2 separate regions of the Homo sapiens genome follow, and region 2 is linked to region 1. A link is an interaction called in ENCODE POLR2A ChIA-PET data of the cell type or tissue named here. Cell type or tissue: B cell. All regions are shown on one strand. Each heading gives the region's core, and the rest is flanking DNA. Links, peaks and the distances in the headings are about the cores only. Region 1 overlaps PIP4K2A (phosphatidylinositol-5-phosphate 4-kinase type 2 alpha). Region 2 has its middle 49 kb from the start of LINC03027.

What was found. ChIA-PET counts read pairs that join two places held together with the same protein. Peaks named below come from ENCODE experiments on the same cell type or tissue, not always from the same donor. Only the 100,000 strongest peaks of a DNase experiment are listed, where the experiment ranks them.
Region 2: POLR2A ChIA-PET joins it to region 1 with 7 read pairs; 2 of 35 experiments call an interaction of 5 or more read pairs at or near these places.

What each region holds. Positions count from the first base shown.
Region 1 is chr10:22,596,189-22,599,000 of GRCh38, forward strand. All of the region lies in intron 3 of PIP4K2A (phosphatidylinositol-5-phosphate 4-kinase type 2 alpha), which reads right to left. Among named protein-coding and RNA genes, the nearest start is that of PIP4K2A, 120 kb to the right of the region's middle. In B cell, for the core only: no CTCF peak of the experiment used is centred there; a DNase peak (open chromatin) is centred at 1,183; H3K4me3 peaks cover 240 bases; H3K27ac peaks cover 2,477 bases.
Region 2 is chr10:22,485,411-22,488,222 of GRCh38, forward strand. No RefSeq gene overlaps it. Among named protein-coding and RNA genes, the nearest start is that of LINC03027, 49 kb to the left of the region's middle. In B cell, for the core only: no CTCF peak of the experiment used is centred there; no DNase peak of the experiment used is centred there.

The DNA.
Region 1 (2,812 bases), core at 59-2,558:
GAGCAAAACTCCGTCTCAAAAAAAAAAAAAAAAAAAAGGATTTACTCGAAGACTCGACTCGTTGCTCTAGGAAATGCTGTAAAGCATGGGCCTCGGAAGGTGACTCAGGACAACCGTCCCAAGAAACAGAGTCCGATCAGAAGACAGTACAACCATCATCTCAGCAGGGGCCTAATGATGGTTTAGGACACCTGGGCTGAGATGAAAGAGAACATGCAGTGAAAATAACACTTCACAGATTCCAGATGTATTCAGGACAACGTCAGCTAGAACGAGCACATGAGCTCAGGGAAGGAGGTCTTATATCTTCAACACAGTCACTGTGCTGCCTCAAAACAGTCTATCTACTGACACTGAATAAGAAACTCCTCAGTGTGCTTTGTTTTGTTGCAAAGGAAAAAGGAATCACAGCATGATGTTGGATGCTTGGACAAGTTGGGAGGCCCTTGATGGAAACAGAGCTTGGGAGTGACCTTCAGGTGCCCCCGAGGGGTCCCTCCATGTATAAATAAACCTCAAAGAGCATTAGAGTTGGAAGCAACCTTGGAGATGATTCCAAACCACTCAATATACAGATAAGAAAACAGACCCAGAGAGCAGAAATGACTTGCCCAACTCAGTTCTCCAACATCAGGTGGGCTGGTGTACATGGAGGGCCCTGCAGGGGCCCTGCCCAGAGCCTCCATCTCCCCCTGCCGTGCTGCTTCCCTGCCTGGGCTCCAGAGTATGGTGGGCATTATGAAGGGACAGTCATTTTTCTATAGTGACATACACCTTCTAATGCCAATTTAGAGTGTGAGCCAGCTGGCACAAAACCAAACCTGTCTTCAGGTTTTCGATTTTGCCAAGTAAAGTGTGTAGAAAATATCAGTAACAGCCACAGTGCTAATGCAGTCCGGAGTCTGTTATTTACACTTTTATTAACATGTGTACAAAGCTATCTGAACTCATTCTAGGACTGTTCATTACTTTACATTAACTGAGTAGGAAGAGTAGGAGCTGTCTTCTCTCCACGCAGGAGCTGAGACAGATGTGTTTGTGGAATAAGCCTTTGGGACAGGAAGACCGTGCTGCTGAGCCCTGGGCCCAGAGTCAGGCACTCACACAGCGTAACACAGGGCTGAAGGAGGACCAGCACTTAGCATTTCCTGTGAGTCCTGTTGACTGTGGTGACGATGTCAACCCTAAGAATTCTTCACATTTCTGACCATGTGGCACACTGCATCATGTCTATTTAAATTAGTTTATGTGGTCTGAGAATTGTCGGAGGTTCTTGTTTTCCTCCTGTCACTGGTTTCTGCCTTTAGAAGACTGTCCCATCCACTTTCTCTGCTTACAACTCCACAGATTTTCTTCACAAAGAATGCCAAAGTTGAAAGGAGCAATCTTTTATACTGGGAGTGCTGAATTCTGGGTTACTCTATATTCTATATGCACTCTCTATACTACTAAGCTGGGAGGATTAAAAAAAACGAGAAGGGAAAAAAAGAAATTAAGATGAAATTTGCAAGTTAAGACCAGCTCTGCATGGAAAAAAAAAAAGCCTAGCAGAAGACACCATTTAGAAAAATTCTTTCTCTTCTCAATCACCTAATTTAAAAGGGCAAATCTGAGATGAAGCTGATCCTACCTAAGGCCTTAAAAACACCCTTTAGAGGGCTGGTTTAGTCCTCTTCATCTCCAAAGTAAAATATTCACTTTCTGGAACACTTACCCTTATCTACCTGTCTGTCTTCAGGAGAAAGCAGCCAGATAAAATTACCCAGTGAAATCCACCCAGGCTTTGGAGAGATCTACTCTCATTAAAAATCAAATTCCTTGTCATGGACACACTTGGAGAGTTATATGGTCTGCAATAAAGTGACATTATTTAAATTCAAAATTGGGGGCTGGGCACAGTGGCTAATGCCTGTAATCCTAGCACTTTTGGAGGCTGAGGTGGGAAGATCACTTGAGGCCAGGAGTTTGGGACCAGCCTGGGCAGCATAGTAAGGCTCTGTGTCTACATAGCATTAAAAAATTAGCCGGATGTGGTGGTGCGTGCCTGTAGTTCTAGCTATAAGGAAGGCTGAGGTTGGAGGATCACTTGAGCTGAGGAGTTCGAGGCTGCAGCGAGCCATGATTGTACCACTGCACTCCAGCCTAGTTGACAGACAGAGACTCTGTTAAAAAATAAAAACAAACAGACAAAATTGGGGATTCTGCACCTATCAGTTCAAAAGTGACAGTAAGTTATTTCCTAAAGGCCTCAATAATAACTTACATGTTAAAAGGAGAATTTAAAATTTCACAAGGAAGTTTCAGATTGAAAATTCCCAGCCCACAAGGTCTTCCTTCTATTGCTGGCCCCTGCTCACTTCCCTGTGACCTCTCAAACCAGACATGGGCAAAGGACATAGATGACGACAAAACAGAATGGACCCAGGAAGCAGCCTCAGAGTGTCAGGGTGATCCATCTCAACAGCAATGGGCTGAAGTCAGGGCTTTGCGTCCTCCCTCCAACTCACCCTTCCCACCTCCCTTACTCTGTTATCTGATTATCTGCAAAGAAAGACAGCTGGACTTAATGGTCTCTAAGCTTCCTGCTCATTCTTCTAATTATTATTCTGCTGTCAGTTTGTAGAGACTTAGGGAATGGACGATGATTTACTATTAGTTTATGGGAAAAAAATCTAATAATCAACATGCACAAACTGCAAAAATACACTTTCTTCATTGGCTATTCCTTTTCTTCTTTCTATACATTTGATAGTTTCATATTATAAATTACGAAATTAGTTAAAGTCACCTGTTCTAAATAAAAATACTGATA
Region 2 (2,812 bases), core at 263-2,762, 110 kb before region 1:
GGCATGATCACAGCTCACTGCAACCTCTGTCTCCTGGGCTGGAGTGATCCTCCTGCCTCAGCCTTCAGCCTCCCTAGTAGCTGGGGCTACAGGCATGTTCCACCATGCCTGGCTAATTTTTGTATTTTTTTAGAGACAGGGTTTTGCCATGTCACCCAGGCTGGTCTCAAACTCCTGGACTCAAGCAATATGCTCACCTTGGCCTCCCAAAGTGCTGGGATTAGAGGGTGAGCTACCTCGCCCCACCTTTTTTTGTTTTGTTTTTGTTTTAATTTTAATCTATCTACCCTTAAGGACCAGGAACACACCCATTAGTTGAGAGAATGTCATGATTAAAAAGTGTTGCTCTCTCCTGCTAAGCTTCCCCTCCTCCTTATTACACAGACACACACACACTCACACACTCCTGTTTTGTAAAGTGTCCAGCCCTGAATCAGTTCTGGTGAATTAGAGCTTTGCATTGAGTTAGGCAATCCCTCAGTTTTTCCTTTTTAATATAGGAGAATACATGACTTTGACTATCTTGGAAATCTCTTTGCTGCAAATATGCAGAGGAAAAATCGAAGGATAAAAAGAAGTCAAGAAAATAAAATGTTTACAGAATAGTGCCAACTCTTTGTGAGGGGCCTGGCAGTTATGGGTCTGTTGTCTTTTTGTTTCCTGTTTTTTCTTTTCCCCAACATTTTCATTTTTATTTTTGTAGAGGTAGAATACTTTGTAGAGACAGGGTGCTGCCATATTGCCCAGGCTAGTTGTGAACTCCCTGGACTCAAGTGATCCTACTGCCTCAATCTCCCAAAGTTCTGGCATGACATGCATGAGCCACTGCAGCTGGCCACTGCCCTGTTGTCTTAATGGCCATGGTTAATGTTGCCACTTTTCCTTCTCAGTGCCGGGAAGGAGCCCCTTGTTTCTCTAGGAGACCATTAACTTTTACCAAAGCTCTGCTACCAAAAATGGGTTACATATTCTTAGAACATCAGAGGAGCTTCCCCAGGACTTTGAAGGCAAAGTTCTGAAAATATAAATGAGTTGCCACAGATTATATTTTGCTTCCAACAGATGCTACAAAGTTGTTCAAAGCACAGTAGCTTCAGAAAACAGGATATCCTTGAACCATGAAGTTAATTTGATCCATGTGGTGTCCAGAATTCCAAGAAATCCGTCCTGAGGCAGCTTTCCTGCCAATGTTCTCTCTCTGACATATTCTGATCTGCTGTACTAGATGAACTATTTATCATTTGGCCTTCCTTCTCCAATTATGACATATTTCCAGATACTTTTCTTCCTGAAATATGCCAACAAGCTGGCTGTATGCCCAGGGCATGAAATATCTCCTTAAAATCTCAACATTTATGTATAAAACCCATTTATAGGTACTTTTTTTGAGAAAGAGGAGTTAGAAAACTGTGTTCTCTGATGGGTGGTGAATCTTTTTTCTAAGATTTATTTGAAACAAACATTGTTCACATGTTTAAAGATTCACCTGGCCTTCTTCCTACTTGAATTCCCCTTTACCATTCCCTACAAATTATTGTTCCAGTGGCTGCAAACATAGCTCCCTGCAGCCTCAAACTCTTGGGCTCAAGCAATCTTCCTACCTCAGCCTCCCAAGTAGCTGGGACTATAGGTGCATGCCACCATGCCCAGCTAATGTTTTGATTCTTTGTAGAGGTGGGGTCTTATCATGTTGCCGAGGCTGGTCTCGAACTCCTGGGCTCCTACTGGCCCAGAAAAACCCTTACTGGAAGAAAAAGGGAGATAACTCATAATTCTTCAAGTTTGAATTCAGTACCCATTATTTGTTGTACAAAATAGTTCTTGCAGTCTCCTGATTACATTTTAGCTCCTCTCATTTATGGAAGACCCCATCCACAGTTCTTTGCAATTTTTGTAAAGGACCAGAACTATTTACTCATCATCTCTGAGGTCAAGTAGGGAAGAGATTTCCTGTCATAGATTTTCTTCAAAATAATACAGCTCAAGTGTCACTGGACTATCAAACGAATGCCATATTGATTTAATAGATAGTAGCTCTTAAATGAAGTGAAAGGACCTTTGCTTAATTAATTCAGTAATTAATTCGGTACACATTTATTGTGTGCCTGTCACATGCCCCCACTGGAAGGAACATCTGCCTGTCATTCTGTGCTTACTAAACCAGAGGAATCAAACCATGCAATAATAGTTGGCATTTATTTGGGTTCATAACACATGTTGAGCTCTGTGCTAAGGATTCTTCACACATAATTTTATTTAATCTTCTGAACCATCTGTTCAGGTAGGTATTATGATCTTTATTTCAAACATCAGGAAGCTGAGCCTTACATGGTTTATCTCTCTGAAACCGTAACAGTACAGCTGGGGTTGGCCCTACTTGGCCTAAGTCCACGTATGGCCGGGAATCACCTTAGGTCCCTGACAAGTTCTCCTTTGAGATAATATCAAGAATGGAATAAAGATAAGAGGGTTGAATCTGGAGAAATCATGAAAGGTGTGAAGTCAAGTCACTTTATAGCCGTTATTGTTAGATTGTGGCTGTTTATTTCATAGATTGTATTATTTTTTGTTTTGAGACAGGGTCTTGCTCTGTCACTCAGGCTGGAGTGCAGTAACATGAACACAGCTCATGGCAGCCTCAACCTCCTGGGCTCAAGTGATCCTACCACCTCAGCCTCGTAAGCAGCTGGGGTTACAGGTGTGAGCCACCCCACCCAGCTAATTTAAATTTTTTTTTTTTTTTTGTAGAGACAGGATTTTGCCGTGTTGCCCAGGCTGGTCTCAAACTCCTGGACTCAAGCAGTAGTCCCAC